2 separate regions of the Homo sapiens genome follow, and region 1 is linked to region 2. Evidence: chromatin loops called from intact Hi-C (ENCODE). Cell type or tissue: adrenal gland. All regions are shown on one strand. Each heading gives the region's core, and the rest is flanking DNA. Links, peaks and the distances in the headings are about the cores only. Region 1 has its middle 10 kb from the start of TNRC6B-DT. Region 2 overlaps TNRC6B (trinucleotide repeat containing adaptor 6B).

The links. Hi-C counts contacts between places; a loop is a spot of excess contacts. Peaks named below come from ENCODE experiments on the same cell type or tissue, not always from the same donor. Only the 100,000 strongest peaks of a DNase experiment are listed, where the experiment ranks them.
Region 1: it touches region 2 in a loop (2.6-fold over the local background); 82 of 110 quality-filtered maps call a loop at or near these places.

Annotation. Positions count from the first base shown.
Region 1 is chr22:40,052,384-40,056,777 of GRCh38, forward strand. It overlaps a transcript of TNRC6B not described here. Among named protein-coding and RNA genes, the nearest start is that of TNRC6B-DT, 10 kb to the left of the region's middle. In adrenal gland, for the core only: no CTCF peak of the experiment used is centred there; no DNase peak of the experiment used is centred there.
Region 2 is chr22:40,332,693-40,337,086 of GRCh38, forward strand. It overlaps TNRC6B (trinucleotide repeat containing adaptor 6B), which reads left to right. Exons shown (of 23, transcript NM_001162501.2): 23 at 1-3,116. Among named protein-coding and RNA genes, the nearest start is that of ADSL, 12 kb to the right of the region's middle. In adrenal gland, for the core only: no CTCF peak of the experiment used is centred there; no DNase peak of the experiment used is centred there.

The sequences.
Region 1 (4,394 bases), core at 188-4,187, 280 kb before region 2:
GTACACAGCCTCAGTGTTCTCATTTGTGTGTACCTGCTTAATAGCAACGCTGTGTATTGTATTTTTTTTTTTTTTTTTTTTTTTTTTTGTTGAGGCAGGGTCTTACTCTGTCACCCAGGCCGGAGTGCAGTGGCATAAACATGGCTCATTGCAACCTCCATCTCCTGGGCTCAAGCAGTCCTCCCACCTCAGCCTCCTGAACAGCTGGAACTACAGACACGCACCTCCACACCTGGCTCATGTTTTGTAGAGATGAGGTCTCACTATGTTGCCCAGGCTGGTCTGGATCTCCCAGGCTCAAGCAATCTGCCTGCCTTAGCCTCCCAAAGTGCTGGGATTACAGGCGTGAGCCACCATGTCTGGCCTGTGTATTGTTGACTTCCCCATAGGACTGAGTTTCTTGAAGGCAGGCATTTATCTTACCCGCTTTGTATCCCTAGAACAGTTTCTGACCAGTTGTGTAGTAGTAGGCAGTGTGTAAATGTTTTAAATAAATGAACAAATGTTACCTTCTATTCTCTTTTATTCTTTTTATGTGCTATGCTTTGTCTTTCTAGTTAGAAACTGAAATGTAAGTCCTTTGAGTACAGAGATCATGAATTACGAAGGTGTATATGGTATATTTGCTTGGTTGTCTTCATGGGAGCATTTCACCATCCTCTGAATGTCGATTTGTGCTTTCTTTTTCCCCCAAACCACCTTATTGAGGTATGACTGACATACTAAAAGCTTTAGGTATTTAACATATACCACTCGATGTGTTTGGAGATTTTCTTTAAAAAAAAAAAAAAAAAACTATGTTTAGATATTGTTATGGATTTTCAGGTTGGGTCATTAATGAAGTTTGACAGTTTTAATAAGACTGACTTTCTTTGTGGTTTATAAACAGGCTCCGAAAGCAGCTTCAAAAGTAGAGCTCCAAAATAGTTCCATAATTATTGTAATTAATGCAAGTCTTCCAGAATTCGGGCAGAGTTGGAGAGTCTCTGAATTAGGAGTCAAAAGTCCTGGATTCATTTGTATTGCTGACATTTGCTTGAGTGCATACTGGGTGCCAAGCGCAGGAATGACTGAAAATTCAAAAACTACAGTATGGAAAAAAAAATACCCCTTTAACACACAGGTGAAATGGTTAATTCTTCCTAGGAAGATTGAATTTCTCTCTGTTCTCTTAGACTTTACTCATTTCTGACATAGACTACATTATATCATGTTTCTTAATCTGTCTCTCCTGCTGGATTGCAAATTTCTTAAGTGAGACTATTGTAGTCATCTTTGCATCCCTAGGCACATACTGTACTGTGTCTGTCATATCGTAGACACTCAAATGTTTGTTAAATAAATAACTTGAAGTAAGTTACTTAGCTTTGCAGAGTCTTAGTTTTTTCTTTTGCAAGTAGGAACTTCTCTACTTCAGAGAATTGTTGAAACTGTAGTGAGAATAATCTTTTAAAACTACAGATGTGTTCTGTGTATATCTTAATTTAAAACATTTACTTAAAAAGCAAGTGTAAATCTGATCATATTTCTCCCCTACTTAAAACTGTTAATAACTGGGTGCACAGGCTCGTGCCTGTAATCCCAGCACTTTGGGAAGCTGAGGTGGGTGAATATCTTGAGCTCAGGAGGTCAAGACCAGCCTGGGCAACATAGCAAAACCCTGTCTCTGCAAAAAATACAAAAATTAGCTGGGCGTGGTGGTGCCTGCCTGTAGTCCCAGCTACTCAGGAGGCTGAGGTGGGAGGCTAGCTTGAGCCTGGAGGCAGAGGTTGCAGTCAGCCGAGATTGCGCCACCACACTCCAGTGTGGGTGACAGAGTGAGACCCTGTCTCAAAAACAAAACTGTCAGTGAGGCCTAAAGACCCTGATAAGAACCTGAATTCTTGTTCTTGCCTTTTTCACTGACTGCCCAGTGAAGCTTCTGCCAGCGTCCCCTGCCTCTTTTCCTACTGTCTTCCCCCTTGCTGAGTGTACTCTCACCATACTGACCCTCTTCAAGTTCCGGAAATGTGTGTTCTTCACTACCCAAGGTCCCTTCCTTGAGCATACTATTCTCACAGCTGGAAGCCCGCAGGCCCAACCTTAGTTAATGCCTCTTCAATCCTGAGCTCAGTGTGTGTGTCTCCTCTTTAATGACTTCCTAATCACCCCGCCCCACATTAGAAGATATCAATTGTATAATTATTTAATTTGTATATTATATTTCCCCTTCTGGAAAATAGCTACATGAATAAAAATACTCTGTTTTATTCACATTTGTGTCACCAACATCTAGCACTGTGAGTTGCACATAGTAGGTCCTCAATAAATATTTTTTCAAATGAAGTTAAGAAAGAGAATTTAAAATAGAATTTCTAAAAAACCTCATTTTAGGCAAAGCTTGGTGGCTCATGCATGTAATGCCAGCACTTTGGGAGGCCAAGGCAGGCAGGTCACTTGAGTCCAGGAGTTCGAGACCAGCCTGGGTGACATGGTGAAACCCATCTCTACAAAAAAAAAAAAAATTAGCTGGTTGTAGTAGTGCGCGCCAGTAGTCCCAGCTACTCGGGAGGCTGATACAGGAAGGTTGCTTGAGCCCGGGAGGCAGAGGTTGCAGTGAGCTGAGATTGCACCATTAAGCTCCAGCCTGGGTGACAGAACAAGACTCCGTCTCCAAAAAAAGAAAAGAAATTATGCTTGGGCTTGACATGATGACGCTCTCACTAAACATTTGAATGCATAGACATGCTGAATGCTGTGCTAGGAGCCAGGACTACAGAGGTGGGGCGAAAGGAGATCTTTGTTCCCAAGGAATGCACAGCCAGGTGGGTGAGACAGATGTGGACACAGATGAGTGCCATTTAGTGTAATAAGTGCTGTAATAGACAGTACAAGAGGTGCTGCGGGGATGAAAAGGAAGGTCATCAACACGATGGGGAGGTTGAGAAAGCCTTCCCAGGGAAGGTGACACTCACACTAAGTTGTGGAGGAAAAGGGCATTTCCGGCAGAGAGAACAGCCTGTGTAGAGGCATGGGGGAGCGTTTTTAGTATGTGGAGAAGATGACCGGCACAGCGGTATGCTTTACAAGGCTGGCATTAGGGTACAGGGCTAATAGCTGACTTACAGTTGAACCATGATATGTCAGACTCAGCCTCTTACTCCACTGCAGTTTAGGACAGGAAATGACCTTAGAATAATGATCTGAATCTGTATGTTTGAATTCATAAAGGCATAGAGTACCATTCAGAGAAGATAATCATAAACCACAACGGCACTTGTCACTTCTAGTTAATATACTTGCTTCAGTGGTGTACCTATAACCATGCAAATGATGTTAGGTGGAATTAGAAAGTGGTGACTCATTTAAGCTTATCTGTAGGAGCAGAGAGTGTAAAGGAAGTGACTTCTAGATCACCTGAGGTGAGTGCTGATACCATCTCAAATGGATCAGACACTGAACCAGTGAAAGAGAGGAAATCAGAAAAGAGGACTACCCAGAAGGGCCTCTGGTATATGTTCTGGGAAAGACAGTTCCTACAGCTTGAAGGTCTTTACATATCTCCAAGTCTCCAAGTGGTTCACTGAGCTAACATTAATCTAATTTAATTCTCAACCAGATTTGAAAAAGGGAGATTAATTGGATAAAAATGTAGCCCATTTTCCTTCATTTACTCCTATTTGTTTTCAATGTCTCTTTCCTTTTCTGTCTCCTCCTATCCATTTTTCTCTCCCTGTTACTCTTAAGTAGTGTCTCCTTTCCCCATCCACCCCATCTCTAGCCATCTTCCATTCTATTTCCGCTAAGTTGCTTTCAGTTGCAGGATGTCCATACCTTGTTGGCTAAACTAATGTTTCTCAGCTTTGCATATTCAGAGCTTGATATTTTTCAAATGGGAAGAAGTGATTATGCTCTGGTAGTGCTGATTACACTCACAAGATGTTAATTGACTTACGGTAATGCCGATTTCTGCAAGTTCTGTGTATGTATTTGATCTACATAACAAAGGGCTAAGGAGCTAAGTGATGATAGGGAGAATGGTAGTAATGAATGCAGTTTAGTTTAAGATGTTTGGAAGAGAAAGGACAGAGAAAAATGGAAGCAGGACGAGGTTGAGAAGGCAACACCTTTAAGTAAGATAGAAAATCAGGCTGGGTGCAGTGGCTCATGCCTGTAATCCCAGCACTTTGGGAAGCCAGAGTAAGAGGATCACTTGAGGCCAGGAGTTCGAGACCAGCTTGAGCAACATAGTGAGACCCCCATCTCTACAAAAAATGTTTTAAACATCAACTGAGCATGATGGCACATGCCTGTAGTCCTAGCTACTCAAAAGGCTGAGGCAGGAGGATTGCATGAGCCCAGGAGTTGGAGGCTGCGGTGAGCTAGGATTGCATCACTACACTCCAGCCTGAGAG
Region 2 (4,394 bases), core at 260-4,259:
CTGACGTTTCAACTGTCTCACACAAAATAATACCTCGAGGTACATTTCCCCCTGCAATGTAAACCCTTAACTCCTCTCTCCTTTCTGACATCAGTGGATTATCCTTTTTAAAATATGAACATGTAAATAGCAGGATAACTTTAAAAAACATTTTCTTTGCTGTGAAAGTAACCCTAAAATATGTTTTCTTCTTTTGTATTTTTTTGGTTTTTGTTTTTAAGCCATCAGAAGTTTCAGATCTTTACTCTTTCATGTTTAAGAAGAAAGAGCAGAGGAGGTCGGGGGAGCCGGTTTGCATTTGTGTTGGAGGGGTGTTATCTCCATTGCCTCCCACACAGTGACAGCAGACCAGTATGTAAACCCTGTCTTGGCTGGGCGCGGTGGCTCACACCAGTAATCCCAGCACTTTGGGAGGCTGAGGCAGGCAGATCATCTGAGGTCAGGAGTTTAAGACCAGCCTGGCCAACATGGTGAAACCCCGTCTCTACTAAAAAATTAGCCGGACGCAGTGGCGCGCGCCTGTGGTCCCAGCTGCTCGGGAGGCTAAGGCAGGAGAATTGCTTGAACCCGGGAGACGGAGGTTGCGGTGAGCCGAGATTGCACCACTGCACTCCAGTGTGGGCAACAGAGCAAGACTTCGACTCAAAAACATAAAATAAACAAAAGACACACACACACACAAAAACCCTGTCTTAAATAGCTGCCATCTCTTCCAGCAATCTAGTGCCAGGGTAAGAAGTGTCTGAATTTCTCTCTTCCAGCAGATCCATCCCCTGCAGGGACTCCAGAATGTTCTCCACACAATACCTGGAGCTCTCAACCTTTCTTGGTTCAGACACACACATACACACCCCTTGAGTAACTCAGTATCATTTTGTAGTTCACAGAAGGATGTAGTCCCTGGCATTTTGGTTTGCACTGTAGAATCCATAGCCTTGTCACTTTGTTATGCTCTGGAAATGTACTGATTTCTTACTTGGGAGGAAACTTGTGTAAGGAGATGTGCAAACCACCCTGAAAGCCATGTGCATCCTCACCTCTTCCATTACCCCCTCCATGAGCTCGAAGCGACATTAAGTAGAGGGAAATGCTTTTAACAAATGCTGCTCATGTGGATCTGTCAGCTATTGCTTGCCTAGATTTGGGCACCCATGAAGCAGGGTTGGAATGGATCATTTTGAATTGCTTCTTTGCAGACACCCCCTTCGCCCCCATCTTTAAGATAAACCCTTTACTAGTCAAGAAGCCCTTTTCAGTTGGATCTCACTGATCTTGTATAGTGACGACTTCCTTTGAAGGAAGAAGCTTGATTATAAGTGCATGCATATTATCCACCCACCTTCTGATTTGGGCACTGTTCACCTTGGAATTTTATTTATTTTGTTTATCTGGAGGCCCTTTTTCTATCAGTCTCTGATCCCTCATGGGTTCTGCCTGCCCTTGTATCTCTTGTACAATGCTCCCAAAGGGCTTTGCTGATCTCTGCACTTCTTTCCTGGGACACTCCCCCCACCACCACCCTTTGCACACACCAGTGACCAAAGTGTATGCAGTGATCTCACAGAAGACATCAAAAATGGTGCATGCACCGTGAATGTGCTCACAGAGACACGTGCACAAGATTCTGCACCCTTGGCCTTAATCTCAGTATGACTTAAGGTGCAGGAACATTTTTAACAGGTTTTAAAAAAACAAAAAACCCTTCTGGGAGGAAAAAAATAAAAAGCAGATACAACAGCTCAACTGTTCCCACTCCTAACTCTCCACTATGTGCTTATAACTTCACATTCTATGCCCTCCCCGCCACCCACCTCATCCCTGTTCTGCGTAACCAAAAAACAGACAACAAAAGCAACCTGAGGAGAGGTTTCTGGACTATTTTATCTGTCTCCATTTAGATGGAGATATAAATGCTGCTTTGGGTTCCATAATCCTAGGGGGCTATGTTTACATAGTAAAATACATCCTACCAAATCAGGAAACAGTGAATAATGGGAGTCACTTCACAGAGACGCAGGAGGACCTGGGGGGCGTAGCAGAGGAGGATAGGTAGAGAAGTACCATTTTAATTATTTGTGACTTGTGGCTTCCTTCCTCCTCTCCTCCTCCCTCCACGTCTCTCTTTGCCCCCTTTAGACAGAAGGTGCAGAAAAGGGCATCAAAAAGAGGCTGGATTTTTTAAAAGGCAGCTTTCCAACTTTGCACACAAACAGGTAACAGGAAGGTACAGCAAAAATCCTCTCATCTGAAACACTGTCAGCAGAAACAAAACCTGTAAAAATGACTAATCAGCTGCACATATTGATGCTCTCTGCAAGTTACCTTTAAGTGTTTTTTTTTTCTTATACTTGAAGTTGCTTTTACGATATTATTTTGGTGGCTTTCTTTTCTCTCTTTGATGGGCAATAGAGGAAGTAGATAATGGGATTTAAGGACGCCTGGGGGAGAAAAGGGAGGATGTGGCATTGTCTTTTTTTTTTTTTTTTTTTTTTTTTTTAGCATAGAGGTTTAATCAAACTCCCATATGTTGAAATTGCTCCTCATATTACTGGTTTTACATGGACACAGAAACTAGGCACTTTAGAGGTGCACTTGCATGGCAGGCTGGGCCCCCTTTTCTATATTTTATTTTCCTTTTTAGTATAGTGGTACTTAAAATCACTGGTTCACTTAAAAAAACAAACAATAAAATGTTAAACTCTACTAATGTACAAATAAGCTGAAAAGTTGCATTTTATGTGTATTTTTTGCCATAGCAGGTACTGTATTTCTCATGCTGGATTTCAAAAAAAAAAAAAAAAGTATCAAAAACAAAAAAAACTAAAGGGTGGTGTTTTATTGGATTGTGACAGGTTGAGTAATAAGGAATTAAGTCGTCGTCATTTCATTAAAACTGAGAGATGATGTAATGCATATATAAGAGTTTTCTGAAGGGTTTTTTTTGGGCTTTTAAACAGCTTATTTTTGTTTTTGTTTAGTTTTTTTATTTTATTTTATTTTGGAAAGATATGATTGTATTATGTGCAACTCAGTTGCTTACATTATAACTACAAAATATTTTTGGGTTCCTGGAAAAAAAAGAAAAAAGACTAATAAATGTGTTTGGCTGCTAAGCATTTACTATTGTGGTTTCCTGTTTTATTCTGCCAGTTTAATTTGCTCATTTGTTGAATGTTTATATATTTTTTCTTATTCTTCTCTCCCTGCTCCACATGTAAAAGCTGTCAGAAATTCAACATTTGAATTTGGGCCGCAACTCTGTCTACCTTGTCTTGTCATGTTTTTGTTAGGGTTGTTGGGTTGGCTGGTTGGTTTGTGCTGCTCACCGCCTGCCCCAATGCTGAACATGGTCTGCCACAGTGCAGGGTTCAAATTCTCTAAGAGAAATTAATGTTCTCCTTCTACCTTTGGCTGTTGTCTTGTTTAATCATAATTTGCACTTGGAATGAGAACACGAGAAGAGAGAAGAGGCCTGCCTAGAGTTCTGCTGCCACAGTGCAGGGTTCAAATTCTCTAAGAGAAATTAATGTTCTCCTTCTACCTTTGGCTGTTGCCTTGTTTAATCATAATTTGCACTTGGAATGAGAACACGAGAAGAGAGAAGAGGCCTGCCTAGAGTTCTGCTGCATCCCACTGCTGCAGTGCCCAGGGATGATAACCAGCGAGTTAGCTTTGTCCAGAAAATGCCATGCTGAGTGCCCGTCTGCCCTGCTTCGGGTGCCGCAACACTGCTGAGGAGCATGATAACCGCAACCATTAGGCTAGATTTTCCCCATCTCCGATGTATTTATGGTTAGCTGCTAAAATAGAGACTTGTGAGATATGTAATTGTGAAACACCTCTAGAATGGTAAAGAGGAAGAATGGACAGGAACTAATACTTACTCATTTCCAGATGCTTTTGTATCTGATTTTATTCTCAGAATGCTGTGAGAAAGATCATTAGGAAGCTGAGGCTCAGAATTTCTTATTTTTATTTTTATTTTTATTTATTTTTGTTTTTGTTTTTTTGAGACGGAGTCTCACTCTGTCGCCCAGGCTGGAGTGCAGTGGCGTGATCTCAGCTTACCACAACCTCTGCCTCTGGGTTCAAGCGATTCTCCTGCCTCAGCCTCCTGAGTAGCTGGGACTACAGACACGCGCCACCACACCCGGCTAATTTTTGTATTTTTAGTAGAGACAGGGTTTCACCATGTTGGCCAAGCTGGTTTCGAACTCCTGATCTCAGGTGATCCGCTCACCTCAGCCTCCCAAAGTGCTGGGATTACAGGCATGAGCCACTGTGCCCATCCGGCTCAGAATAATTTAAGTAGCCAATAGAAGTTTGCATTGATTGAGTGCTTACTATAAGCTGAGCACTATTCTAAGCATGTGATGTATATGCATTCTGTTAAC